Linked DNA regions of Homo sapiens: region 1 is linked to region 2. The links are chromatin contacts, found by POLR2A ChIA-PET in ENCODE. All regions are on one chromosome and are shown on one strand. The core of a region is the stretch at or near the end of the contact, and the rest is flanking DNA. Distances in the headings are between cores, read along the strand shown.

Region 1 (6,699 bases), core at 2,381-4,880, about 18 Mb after region 2:
AGGACATCATTCAACACTGTATCCCATTCGCTAAATCAAACAAAAGCCCCTCAACAAACTTCATTTCAAACATTCCGTCAAATAAGTTGTCTTCAAATTATATGGTCATTTTCAGAACTTAAATAACTGCATATAAAACACCAAATAAAGATAAAAACTATACCTGCCTACAAATACTATACAGTATTTAAAAATTTAAATAATCCCATTTAAATATGTGATTTTTCACAATGACTAAGAAATTGTAGAAGCAATGTCTCTAGTCAAATACCTGTACCAAAGGGCCTCCTTTTCACTCACCAAAATGTTACCTGGTAGCAATTCTCCAATGAAAAATTCTCCTGTTAAGCACCAACTGGTTAACTAGGTATCAAAGAATACACCCATTCAGTTCTCCATAAACTTATCTTGGTGTATTTATGTAACATACAAAGTCTTAAAGGTACCCACAAACATCAACCACTGTCAATCTTTGGTAGCAAGAACAAGTTCATGGAAAACCATGTTTTCATCAGACATTTAAGGCTTTTAGAAGCTTAGCAACTCTAGAGATTGGGTTATCAAAGTAATAGTAACTGAATACTTATACTTTATACAAAGGGGTGTAGAATGCAAATGATTACAATATTAGCATCTGTAAAAATTTCTCTTAAAAAAGCTGTAAGTAATTTCTTATGTTAATAAGTGTTCAGAACCCACTACTGCAACCAGCTCTAACCGGTTCCTTGAGGAATGTGGCTAGGCTGAAATTTTGGAAGTGTTGGTTTTGGTGGTGACCAAGGAGAAGGAAGTCTCTGGCTTCCCTGTTGCTGCAGTTCCCACCCTCCAAAATGAATATACCCACCGGTGTGAATTGACAATGTGGTCCAAAGAGCAAGGCAGGAAACGGAGTCCAGATCCTCAAAATGGTAGTACAGGGCATAACCACTAGGCCACCTATCAGTTCAGTACAAAAAGTACAACCCTGCGCATCATGGTGTAAAAGCTGGGGCCTAGGTTTCGCATTGTGCATCTCACACCTATGGAAATAACAAGAGGAGTAAAATCTATGGAAATCAACACACCCTAAGAAGGTGGGTGCTCACAGAAGACTGGTATCAACATTTTTGTAAAGGTGGTTGGCTGCTGAGATAATGAATGGCAATTACAAGTCCAAATTTGGAGGGAAACGAAATTTTTACAATCAACACTTGAGTTCGACAATGAAGAACCCAACATGGGCTTGATGTTTACCAACAAGGCTTTGCAAATCATGACACCCATCTACACACTTAATCCAACATCTCTCAAGAATGATTTTTAACTCTCAAAGAATTGGAAAGATTTGGCCTATGAAGAAGGGAGTTAACCAGCTATGCCCCCAAACCTGTTACTTTGTTTCAAACCTTCTCCTTTACCACCAGACTTAGGAAAGATATGGTGACACATTCAAAACTTGAGGTGGAAGAACTCCAGAGGAAGGGAATCCGAACCAAGGATGTGCCAAGGTGATTCGTCAAGAACAAATATGGACTGGGGGCCAACAGTTTTGAAAAAGTAAAAGGAGAAAACTTCTAAAATGCAGGGTGGGCTCTTTAAAAGAAGTAAAATCACTGCTCTTGACTCACTTAATCCTTCGCCATGTTGCTGTCAGCTCACCAACTAAGAGTGCGAGTGTGTCTTGCTGGGCCCATTTTCCCATGGTCTGTAGAAGGCGCTGTGAAGCACATCCTGTTCTAGCTCGGGGGCCCTTCCCCCCTCTGCAGCCTTACCCAGTGCAGAGAATGCGCCCCCTACTGACTCCAACACTCATCGCCTTTAGCCGACTTGGCTGCGGTGCATTTTGGGTGGGGGCTGGTATTTTCTCCATGGCCATAAACCAGAAGCAACAATGCAGATTTCTAAAGAAACTGTATCAAGCTATCCAAGAGATTTTTTTTTTTTTCATTCTGAAGGTTCAAGATACAGGCACAAGAAGCATCAGGGATGGGAACTGGGTGTGTGGGGATGGACATCATTAACATGACAAACACAGAAACAGTTTGGTTCTTTTTCCCTCCTAAGCCTTTGTCTGTGAAATGGGGTTATGGCAAGAAGTGTCCAGAGTAACTGGTAAATTCAAGAAGATTAAGAAGACTTCGTGTGTGGGGGGTGTGTGTGTGTGGCTAAAAAGGATATCAGACCTAGAGTCTTGGTCTTGGGCAGAAGAGGAAGAGAAGCAATCGCGCCTTTTCCAGCAGACAGGGATCAAGGTTGGGGGGGAGGGGAAGGCAGGCAGGCCTCCCAGAGGAAAGAAGAGGTGAATACGAGTGTGTTCACAAAACTACTCCCCATTCATTACATTAAAAAAAAATCTTTTTGCAGCTCTCTGGATTTCCATTTTCTACCACCTTACTGCAAAGTTGGGGCTCAGAATGTTCGAAAGAGGTGCTGACCAGGCAGCTGAGATTGGGGAAAAGGGATGGTGGTGAACTGTGGTCAGGATAAGAGGAAAGCTGGCAGGTTGGGGAAGAAGGATTGCACAGGGGAGGCAAAGACTCACTCCATGCCATGCATGCTCCCCGCCCCCCCCAACCCCGTCCCCCCTCCCCCAGGTAAGGGTGGGCAGACCTGGCAGAAGGCTGGTTCAAGGCATGGGGGTGTGCGTGGGGGGGCTCCTTTTGGGGGTGGGGGGCGGACGGGATTAGTTCCAGGATGGGAGAAGCTCGGTTCTGGCTGGGGGAGATGCCCTTAGCTGCAAAAGCTCCGGGCGGCCAGGCAGAGTGCTGGCCTCGGTGGGCTCACAGGGCGGAGAAGGGGGTCGGGCTGCAGGAGGAGGCGCCTGGACCTCCGGAGCAGAGTCGGGTAGCGGTCCGTGCCGGGACGGGGGACCCGTCGGCGCCGGGGTGTGCAAAGGAGCGTGTGTGCGGCTGGAGGGCGGCGATGCGAACAACAATGCGCCCGCGCCCGGGGCCAGGCTGCACTGGCGGCCGCGCGGGCCGGGGTCGGGAAGCCAGGCAGGGCAGGGCCGCGGGTCCGCGCGCGGCGGCGCCGGGCTTACCTTGACTCGGCCTCGAGGCGCGCGCGGGGCCGGCGTGCTCGGGGGCCGGACAGCGGCGGCGGCGGCGGGCGGATGGCGGCGGCACGGCGGTGGCGGCAGCGGGGAGGGCGCGCCCGGGGCCTCGTCGCGCTCCGGCTCGGCGGACTCCGGCTCGCGCCGCGGCCGCGGGTGCTGCCGGGGGGCGCGGCGGGCGCAGCAGAGCGGCGGGCGGCGGCGGCGTCGTCGAGCGGTGCAGACAAAGGAGGGGCGGAGGGAGGAGACGGAGGGTGTGGGAGAGGCGGCTTCACCGGCGCGGGCGGCGGCGGCCGCGCTCCTCTCGCTCCTCAGCAGCGGGGACCGAGAGAGGGAGCTGTGTCTGAGAAGACGCCAAAATCCCCCTTAGCGCTGCCTGCGGGAGGGGGAGGGGGCACAAGATGGCGGCGGCCGGGGGGGGGGGGGCGGGAGTTCAGCTCATGGATCCCGGCGGGCGGCGGAGGGGAGACCGGGCCGGCGGAGGCGGCGGCGGCAACGGGCGGGGGAGGGGGCTGATCCCGCGTCTCCCCTCAGCAGACAATACAAGCGCCTCGGACCGAGTCCCCGAACCTGCCCTAGCCAAAATGGCGGCCGAGAAAGAGCGGAAGTGACGTAAGTGCCTCATTAGCATAAGAGGACTCATTGTCCAGCTAAATAGGGGGGGGCAGTGGGGACAGCACCCCTAACCCCCTTTTCCCCAGGGGGGGTTCCTCTTACTCCCACCCCTGCTTGCACCTAACTTTTCCTGAGGGAGGGTGCTCTCAGCACCCCCACCCCCGCTTGAGGGAAATTATATAATCCCCACTGAGGGGGGAGCTCTCGCGAGAACCAGGCGGATTTGCCATTGACCCACTAGGAGGCGCCGCGGATAATGGCCGCAGTGCGCTCCCGGGGCCCGTGTGCTCGGCGGGCGCCTTCCTCTGGCCGCAGCGCCGGCGGCGGAGGCAGAAGCAGCGGGCCGCAGCACGCCCAGCACTCAGTCAGGTGGCCGTGCTGGGGATCCCTGCGCGGGCCCAGCTGGGCCTGGACTACATCTGGCGGGAGGGGTGTGCGGGGCGGCCTGGGGCGGCTCCACGTGCTCAGATGCCCGCGCTTCCACGGCTGAGAAGCGGCGGGAAGGCGCCGGGACACCTGGCCGGTCGCCCCTGACGCCTCCTGCCTTAAATGAGGTGTGAGGGCCTCGTGCTTCACACAGCGACTTGAGATGAGACACAACCCCATGGATGCCTTAGCCCTTCCTGGTGGGGTATTCGGTGCAGAGGGGCCGAGATTTTATTAAGGTCCGCCGTTACCCTGTGACTTGACATTCTTCCCAGTCACAGTGATGGACTCTTCTCTGACCTGAATAAAAAAAAAAATGGGAATCCTAGTGCCTTGAGGCCACCCAACTGGTGAAACTTAAGGATGAGAAGTGATGTTGCCAATAGGGGCATTGGCTCTCTGCAAGATCCTTAAACAACACACTTTGTAGTCCTAGGGACATAGCTTTTGGTGCTCCCACAATCTGGGTAGCATAAGACAGCACATGGTTGCTTTGTAAATTTAGGTCAATCCCAACCAATACATTATCTCCTCAACATTTTTGAACCAACCTTTTAAAGTAGGTTGTTCAAAGTAACATTATGATTTAAAGTATCATTGGTTGGTTAAATGTATTGACAAGTAATAGATGTCAATAGTGAGGAATTAACCAAGCCTGTTTCCTTAATATGTGATCTTTAGGTAAATACACCTGTCTTTTGCTGTTTCTTTACATTTCAAGTTAACATAGTTTCAAGCCATACTTAACATCCGAAAATAATCTGAGTTCGCTGCAAGTAGTATAAATTGTGGTTACACATAGCTGTTCAACATCTAAGACTTCAGTTAGCCCTGTTTAACAAACTTTTATACAACACATTTCTGCAATTGTGATAAAATGTATCTTTAAAAGCCAAGTCAGTATTTCAAGGGAAAACAGCTGAAAAAAGTCGTGGAAAAAGGGGTTGGGGCAAAGCATTTGATTCAGAAAACTAAAGAATCTAATTACACACTGCAGAAGACAGATAAAAACTAATATGAAATAAGCAAAGTAAGTTTAAGTTTAGTTTTTCTTAGATATACTTAGATTCCATATAGTGATAATACAAATACAAGGGAAAACATCTGGATTTCATCTTTGGCCTCATTTACAAAGCAAAATGGGATGCTGGATTCAGATGTAAATATTTAATTTTACAGTGTTTAAGCACCAGATTTACTACAAAAATGCATCTAAATATTCCAGATTCTTTTCTAAATGACTTCCAAATGCTATGAGTCTTCACTGCTCAAATACTCTATGGTAAATTCCAAGAGTGACAGTGTTGTGATAATGATTGTGTGAATAACTAAAAAGATTTAAAAGGCAAACATTATCTACTCTAGTGAGTATCTGAGAAGGCAGTACTATCTATATTAGGTTCTCTAAGGTTGTTACTTAATTTCTGCTCCACATACTTGACACTGAGAACTCAACTTTGAGTTTAGGTTAAGAAAAAATAAATTCTAACCACTCCAAAAAAACTGAGAATATTACATTTCTATTATCTTAGCTTAAAACTAATTTCACATCAAGCACTGATGAATTTTCTTCTTGTTATGAATGAGAGAAGTTTCTTCCCTAAGGAAAGCAGTTCCCTCACTGGCCAGCTGGACAGTTCTGGACATAAGGGAAACAGAACAAGAGTGGCCCTTATTGGAATGTGTACTATGGGTTCAACTATAGAAGCGTGGGAGGGGGTGGTTTTAATGTTCGAAATGACACCACAGGTTTTATAGTCTGGGATTCATTTCTGGTAGAATCTGTCAGAGAGAAATGCAAATGAAAAATCAGATTTTCATTTTTTTTTCTTTTAAAAAAGACAGGGTCTCACTCTGTTGTCCAGGCATGATCACAGCTCACTGCAGCCTTGACCTCCCAGACTCAAGTGAACCTCCCACCTCAGCCTCCCAAGTAGCTGGGACCACAGGTGAGTGCCACCACACCCAGCTTTTTTTATATTTTTGTAGAGACAGGATCTCCCTATGTTCCCTAGGCTGGTCTCAAATGCCTGTGCTCAAGCCATCCTCTTGCCTTGGCCTCCCAAAGTGCTGGGATTATAGACATGGGCCATTGTGCTGGGCCTCAATTTCTTCAGCAGCCAAGTTAAGCCAGGAAAATGTAGTAATTAGGAATACTGTTCAATAAATAATTTAGAGACACCTCTTACTTTTATTTCCAGAAGAAAGTCAACTTAAACTTACTTGCTCAAAGCATGCCCTTACTCAAATTTTAAAAGATACTACATGACCATAACCTATGCTACAGTTAGAAATTAACTGATCTCTTCTGAAATACCTACTTTAGAGAAAGTGGGTAAACATAATATTTGCCCTGGCTTTATTGGATAGCTTAGCCCAAATTTTAACTGGCAGAACACTTTTCTAAATGGAGAGAAGAGCTTAAGGCAGAGATTTTTCAAATTAGTAGGGATGTGAGCTTTGCTGAGGGTCTTTAAATAATATGAAAACAAGTCTTTTGAGAAAAAAATTGTTATATAATTCAGTAAGATGTTTAAAAATTACTGTAGCAGCTAAGTTTCTGCCTCAGTGTCATTAATATTTTTCCTTACTGATAGAGGTTATTGCTCAAAAGAGAAAAAAACGGC
Region 2 (7,731 bases), core at 4,435-6,934:
ATCCCACACCTGCCAAGAGCTGAGGCAGCCAGGAAAGCAGTGCAGCATATACTCATTAATAATAATATATAGGCCAGGCGCAGTGGCTCACACCTGTAATCCCAGCACTTTGGGAAGCCGAGGCGGGCGGATCATGAGGTCAGGAGATCGAGACTATCCTGGCCAACATGGTGAAACCCCCTCTCTACTAAAGTACAAAAAAAAAATTAGCTCGGCGTAGTGGCACCCGCCTGTAATCCCAGCTACTCGGGAGGCTGAGGCAGGGGAATCTCTTGAAACGGGGAGGCAGAGGTTGCAGTGAGCCGAGATCGCACCACTGCACTCCAGCTCTGGTGACGGAGTGAGACCCTGTCTCAAAAAAAAAAATGTGTATATATATATATAAAATTTAACAAGCATTTTTATGGTATTTTCCATGTGGTAGGCACTGTTCAAAATGCCTTACATGTATTAACTCATAATTCTCAGGAAACCCCTAGGAAGTAGGAAAAATGATCTCTATTTTAAAGATGCGCTTTGGTAGTCTGAGGTGGGAGGATCACTTAGGGTCAGGAGTTTGAGACCAGCCTGGCCAACATGGTGAAACCCTGTCTCCACTAAAAAGACGAAAATTAGCCCAGTGTGGTGGCCCGCGCCTGTAATTCCAACTACGCGGGAGGCTGAGGAAGGAAGAAGAATCACTTGAACCTGGGAGGCAGAGTTTGCAGTGAGTCAAGGTCGCACCACTGAACTCCAGCCTGGGCAACAGAGTGAGACTCTGTCTCAAAAAAATAATAAAATAAAATAAAAATAAAGATGAAGAAATTGTGGCATAAAGAGGTAATAACACATGCTCACAAAAATTTCTATCATACATTAAGTGTCTAGTATGCAGCAGGCACTGTGCTAAGCACTTTACATTTGTTATTAAAAACCTGTAGCTGCTCTAAGAACTGAAAGGTCATGGTATAATTTAACAGAAATGTAAGTTAACTATAACATGTGTGTCAGCCCATCAGTGTGTTGATTTATTAGCATAAGAGTGTCTAGGATCTATATATGTACATGTGGCTTTTCTTTATAATGTTATTTTATTTTAGAGATGGGGGTCACACTGTGTTGCCCAGTCTGGTCTCAAACGCTTGGGCTCAAGCGATACTCCTACCTTGGCCTCTCAAAGTGCTAGGATTCCAGACAGGAGTCACCGTGCCTGGCCCTTAATTTTCTGAAGAATAAATTTTTATTTAATATAATATCTAATTTATAGAAGAGTTGTAAGTCTAGTTCAAGGAACTCCTGGATGTCTTTTAAACCACATTATCTATTTGGTTCATATTTTGTCCTCTTTGCTTTAGCAATCTCCCTGACCCATACATATGCATATTATTTTTCTGAATTATTTAAGAGTAAATTGGTGATACTGTGTCTTTTTTTATTTTTTTTCTTTGAGACAGGGCCTTGCTCTGTCGCCCAGGCTGGAGTGCAGTGGCAGGATCATGGTTCACTTGTAGCCTCCATCTCCCAGGCTCAAGGGATCCTCCCACCTTAGCCTCCTGAGTAGCTGGGACTACAGGCACAGGCTACCATGCCTGGCTAATTTTTTTGATCTTTAGTAAAGACAGGCAACACTTTGTTGCCCAGGCTGCTTCTGAACTTAACTCAAAGGATCCTCCTGCCTTGGCCTTTCAAAGTTCTGGAATTACAGGCGTGAGCCACAATGCCCGGCTGCCTCTTCTAAATAATTTGGTGTTCATCTCCTAAGAGCAAGGACACTCTCTTATCTATGTGTTGTTGCTTTGGGTGATGAAACAAATGGTCTGTAATCACAGAATATGTATCCCCTTAATGAATATTCCTCACCTTCATGATTATAATGATTGTGATCTGTTAAAACACAATTTTTTTTTTTTGAGACGGAGTCTCGCTCTGTCGCCCAGGCTGGAGTGCTGGAGTGCAGTGGCACGATATCGGCTCACTGCAAGCTCCGCCTCCTGGGTTCACGCCATTCTCCTGCCTCAGCCTCCTGAGTAGCTGGGACTACAGGCGCCTGCCACTGTGCCCGGCTAATTTTTTGTATTTTTTAGTAGAGACGGTGTTTCACAGTGTTAGCCAGGATGGTCTCAATCTCCTGACCTCGTGATCTGCCCACATTGGCCTCCCAGAGTGCTGGGATTACAGGTGTGAGCCACCACACCCAGCCTAAAATACAATTTTAAGTAAACATTGCAAGGTGACCACACAGTAGGTGCTCAGTCAAGGTTTGATTACACAGCTGACTCACTCTGTGTAATCCCTTCCTTCTCTGGGCCTCAGTCTCATCTGAAATGGGGCCCCCAGTTCTCCTTGCCTCACATCCTCATGGGTGGCAGTGAGGCTTAGGTGAGATGATGAATTTGATCAATGCACTTTTAAAATTGTAAAGAAAGGCTGGACGGCAGTAGCCTGTAATCCCATCACTTTGGGAGGCCAAGGCGGGTGGATCATGAGGTCAGGAGTTCCAGACCAGCCTGGCCAATGTGGTGAAAACCTGTCTCTAGTCAAAAACAAACAAACAAACAAACAAAATTTAGCCAGGCATGGTGGCACATGCCTGTAATCCCAGCTACTCACGAGGCTGAGGCAGGAGAATTGCTTGAACTTGGGAGGCGGAAGTTGCAGTGAGCTGAGATCACACCACTGCACTCCAGCCTGGGTGGCAGAGCAAGACTCTGTCTCAAAAAAAGAACTGTAAAGAAGTTCTGTGGGGGCCGGGCGTGGTGGCTCATGCCTGTAATCCCAGCACTTTGGGAGGCCGAGGTGGGCGGATCACGAGGTCAGGAGATCGAGACCATCCTGGCTAACACGGTGAAACCCTGTCTCTACTAAAAATACAAAAAAATTAGCCAGGCGTGGTGGTGGGCGCCTGTGGTCCCACCTAATCGGGAGGCTGAGGCAGGAGAATGGTGTGAACCCGGGAGGCGGAGCTTGCAGTGAGCCAAAATTGAGCCATTGCACACCAGCCTGGGCAACAGAATGAGACTCTGTTTCAAAAAAAAAAAAAGAAGTTCTATGCCCTGGGGAGATATCAGGCCATTTTTCTACCCATTCTCCCAACATTCCTGCTCCTTCCCAAGTGATGGGACTGAGACAACCTGCTCACCCAACCTTCTGCTTTTTCTTCCTGGGTTTAGGTGGTCCCAGAAAATCCAGCCCTTTGGCATCTGAACTGGGCCTCCCCGGAGTTCCCACTGGTGGCACAGGCATCCTCTGCCACAATTCAGGACACAGGGTTTAGCTGTGGGTTCCTAGCTTAGGGTTCAGACACAGAGGCCCAGGAGCCCTCCCCATAGACCTGTTTATTTATTTTATTTTTATTTTTATTTTTATGAGATGGAGTCTCCCTCTGTTGCCCAGGCTGGAGTGCAGTGGAGTGATCTCGGCTCACTGCAACCTCCACATCCCAGGTTCAAGCTATTCTCCTGCCTCAGCCTCCCGAGTAGCTGAGATTACAGGCGCCCGCCACTACGCCCGGCTAATTTTTTGTATTTTTAGTAGAGATGGGGTTTCGCCATGTTGGCCAGGCTGGTCTCGAACTCCCGACCTTGTGATTTGCCTGCCTCAGCCTCCCAAAGTGCTGGGATTACAGGCGTGGGCCACCACGCCCAGCTTCAGGCCTGTTTATATATGCTGTTTTCTTTCCAACAACAATATGCCCCAGGCTGGGCATGGTGGCTCATGCTTGTAATCCCAGCACTTTGGGAGGCTGAGGTGGGTAGATCACCTGAGGTCAGGAGTTCCACACCAGCCTGGCCAACATGGCGAAACCCCGTCTCTACTAAAAATACAAAAAATTAGCCGGGCATGGTGGCAGGCGCTTGTAATCCGAGCTACTTGGGAGGCTGAGGCAGGAGACTGAACCCAGGAGGCAGAGGTTGCAGTGAGCCGAGATCGCGCCATTGCACTCAGCCTGGGTGACAGATTGAGACTCTGTCTCAAAACAAAACAAAACAAAACAAAACAAAACAAAACAAAAGATGTGCCCCAGATGGTGGAGACAAGCTACAGGCCCTCTCCAGAGAGACCCCCTTCTTCCTGCACCAATGGACTGGACACCAATTTGTATGTTTGTGCCAGAAAGCCAAGGAGTCCTGCTGTTCATTCACAAGAGGCCCTGCTGGGCGCCAGGCAGGGCGCTGAGCTGAGCCCATTTCTCTCTGGTATCTCCCTAGCCTCTCCCCAAGCTCTTAGGTAGAATAAGATCCAGTAAGTATAGACACTTTTGCGGCATCCAAAGAATTAACCCTTCACTCATTTACTCACCTGGTAAGAGATACAGGGAGAAAGCTGTGGAGTAACTCAGGGAGCTGGAGCCCATAAGGCAGGAAACCCATGCCCATTCATTCAACAAACTTGTATTGAGCTCCTTTTTGATGCATCCCCCATCCACTATAAGCACTTGGAGACCCACACAGATGTGGTTTCTGCTCCCATAGTGTGTGTGTGTGTGTGTGTGTGTGTGTGTGTGTGTGTGTGTGTGTGTGTAGGGGAATGTAAACAGGAAAACAGATATGCAAAACAATTTCAGATCGCGGTAAGTGCTAGGAACAGAATGAAATAGGATAGGAGTGATGGACAGGGGAGACTTCAGGTGGAGTCATCGGGAAAAGCCTCTCCATAAAGTGACCTTCTGGGAGAAAACCGAGGGGTAAGAATCTGGTCCTGCAAAGATCTGGGCAAGAAATGTCCAGGTGTAGGGAACAGCGAGGTCAAAGTCACCATCACAAGGAAACGCTTGGTGTATTGAGGAGCAGCAGAGAAGTTGGAGTGAAGGCAGAGAGGGGTTAAGGTAGCATATACCTTGAAAGGGGAGGCTCCTATAGGGGCTTACAGGCGATATAAATCATTCATTCATTCAACACATATTTATTGAGCATCTACTGAGATCCTGTCCTTAGTTTACTGCGTGGAGACAGACCACAAGCAGGTAAACAAGCAAATATGTAAGTCCCAGGTCAGATAAATTTTAGGAAGTGCTGTTTTCCAGTGGTTCAATGGTCATCCCAGGGCAGAGGTGGGGAGACCTGCTGAGGGCGGCTTCTCCCTCAGTCAGTCCATGCCTGCAGGGTCTGGAACCCAGGTAGCCAGAGACCCGCTGGTCTTCTTTCCCCTCCCCTGCCCTCCCCTCCCTTCAAGATGGCTGACAAAGGCCGGGCTGGGTGGAAGGAAGGGAGGAAGGGCGAGGCAGAGGGTCCAAAGCAGGATGACAGGCAGGGGCACCGCGGCGCCCCGGTGGCACTGCGGCTGGAGGTGGGGGTTAAAGCGGAGACTCTGGTGCTGTGTGACTACAGTGGGGGCCCTGCCCTCTCTGAGCCCCCGCCTCCAGGCCTGTGTGTGTGTCTCCGTTCGGGTTGAAAGGAGCCCGGGAAAAAGGCCCCAGAAGGAGTCTGGTTTTGGACGTCTGACCCCACCCCTCCCGCTTAGGGCTTCTGATCCCCCAGGGTGATTTCACTGGCCCGGGGTTGGGAGGGCAGGGGGCCAGGGGGCGGAGCCCGCGGAGAGGGGCGGAGGGGAGGCTCCGAGCGATTTCAAATTTCCCTCGTCCCCGCCCCCCCGTTCCCCCCGCGCCCGGGCGGGGATCTGAGTGGCTGCGGCGGGGGCACCCCCGGGCGGGGGCGGGGCAAGAGCCGGGCCGGGGCTACAAGGGGAGTCGGCACCGCCCCCTCCCCACCCACTCCCGCTGCCCCGTCCGGCCCGCGCCGCTTCCTCGCAGCAGCTGCTCCCGGCTCCGCGGCCGCAGCCCGCGTGGACGCTCCGAGCGCCCCCCGACGGACGGGACCGGCTCCCTGGCGGTCGGGCGAGCGGGCGGCAACGCTGCCCGGCCGGCAGCGCTGGGGTTAAGTGGCCCAAGTAAACCTAGCTCGGCGATCGGCGCCGGAGATTCGCGAGCCCAGCGCCCTGCACGGCCGCCAGCCGGCCTCCCGCCAGCCAGCCCCGACCCGCGGCTCCGCCGCCCAGCCGCGCCCCAGCCAGCCCTGCGGCAGGTGAGCGCCCCGGGGCCCCGGGGAGGCTCGGCCGCCAGCTGCTTCGAGGGCTGCTAGGGGAGGGGACGGCGGGGGCTCCCGAAGCTGCCGGGGAGAGACCCTCTCCAGGGACCTCCCGAGGAGGGGCTCTCGCCGGGTTGGAGACCCGGCTGGGTTTGCGGGGTGAGGAAACGTCCACGGACCCTGCTTGGGGTGGAACGGGGACAGCGGGTGGGACGCGGGGGACATACGTCTGACGGGGACCGGAGATACTAGAGGAAGGGACGCGTCTGCTGCCTCCAGGAGCCCGAAGAGGAGAGAAGCTTGCTCGCAGGGAGGGGGACGCGCTGGCTTCCCGGGGTCCAGACTCGAGGAGGAGGAGGTGCCCGTCGAGAGCATGAACAGGGGCTTTGCTCATGGGCAGGGGGTGTAATTACCTGGCCTCTGCCTTGGGAAAAGTTAAGGGGCAGAGGAGGTGAGGAGGGGTTTCTGCCATGCAGGTGGGCGTCCGCCCCTTGCAACTGGGATGTGGGGTCTTCAGGCGAGGCGCTGTCCCTTCCCCCAATCCCAGCTTTAGGAAAGAGCTCGTGAGTGTGGGCTTAGACTCGCGCGGGCTGGGGTGTGCGCCGTGGAGGGCGTGAGGCAGAGGGCGACCTCCCGGGGTGCTCCTGAGCTGAGCCATCAAGCGCGGGGAGCAGCGGGGCTGCCCTCTGCCTGTGCACACCTGGCCCGGGAGGAGCCGGCCGGAGGGGCGGCGCCTCCCTGTCCCGGCCACGCCGCCTACCCTGGGGTCTTACCTTCCATTCTTAGCCTAACTCCCGTGTGCGGCTGGCCCCACTTCCCAGACTCGCACACTAAGGCCTCAAAACCTCTAGCACCAGCTCCTGGAAGATAAGCTTCCCGGCTCGTGGTTGCATGGGGAGGGTGTATTGAGCTCCACTTTATCGGGGAGAAAGTGGAAGCGGAGAAAGACCTAACAAGTTGTAAGACTGCGCTGCCCTTGGGCCCAGGCTTCCCGCTGGAGGATCTCACCTGTGGATGGAGTTCCGAGCCCAGGTCTTGCCCGCGCCTCCAGCTTTCCCTGCTCCCTTTTCCTCCCCTGGTCTAGGAGAGAGGCTCGCTGGGCCTCCGTGTTTCCACCCTCCCCCGAAGCTGGGAAGTGTTTGAATTAAAGGGAATTAAGGGCAGAGTATGAACTTTGAGTTGCCTCCTGAGTTCTGGATGCGGTGGGTTGTGGCAGACGGGTGGCAGTTTTTGGGAAACAGCTGTTATCTCCTCTACCAGGCCTGCTGGGGCTTCTTGTTCACCCACCTTGGAAACGCCAGGTGCGGACTTGATTTTTCCAGAGTTGAGATGATGGTACTTAGTTTATAGGGTTGGTATACAGTAAGCACTCAATACATGTTTGCCATTGTTGGAATCACTAGCTAGCACACGGGCTAAGCAAGCTTCCTTCCTTAAGGAAGCATAGTTCTTAGTTCATCATGTGTTTAAACCCTGTCTCGCCAAGTTCATTGCTCTCCGTGCCTTAATTATTACATCTGTGAATTAGCAATAGTCCTACTAATAGGGTTGTGTAAGGATGAAACCAGTCTTATGCGTGAATTAACCTCTTCAGCCCTTGATCTTCCTCAGATGTTTAGGCATAATAGCCTCTACCACATTGGGCCTGGGTAAAGAGGCAGTGGGATAGTGCCTGTGTAGGGTCAGCACATGGTGAGTGTTGATGTCTGTACTTAATAACGAATAGCCC

Evidence for each region. ChIA-PET counts read pairs that join two places held with the same protein, here RNA polymerase II (POLR2A).
Region 1: POLR2A ChIA-PET joins it to region 2 with 10 read pairs in Panc1. The contact joins the promoter of ADNP here to the promoter of DNMT3B in region 2. POLR2A ChIA-PET finds 5 or more read pairs at or near these places in 2 of 52 experiments (Panc1 and WTC11).

What each region holds. Positions count from the first base shown.
Region 1 is chr20:50,927,807-50,934,505 of GRCh38, forward strand. ADNP (activity dependent neuroprotector homeobox) reads right to left here and starts at 3,631. Exons shown (of 6, transcript NM_001282531.3): 1 at 3,020-3,631; 2 at 845-1,019. It overlaps ADNP-AS1 (ADNP antisense RNA 1), which reads left to right and starts at 3,178. Exons shown (of 3, transcript NR_110009.1): 1 at 3,178-3,248; 2 at 3,569-3,643. RefSeq lists silencers at 2,850-3,029, 3,170-3,219, 3,370-3,589, 3,889-4,076, 3,940-4,119 and 2 more and enhancers at 2,460-3,250, 3,670-3,789.
Region 2 is chr20:32,756,701-32,764,431 of GRCh38, forward strand. It overlaps DNMT3B (DNA methyltransferase 3 beta), which reads left to right and starts at 5,685. Exons shown (of 23, transcript NM_006892.4): 1 at 5,685-5,999. RefSeq lists enhancers at 1-739, 3,293-3,841, 3,842-4,389, 4,613-5,278, 5,096-5,145 and 1 more and silencers at 5,406-6,045, 6,616-6,715.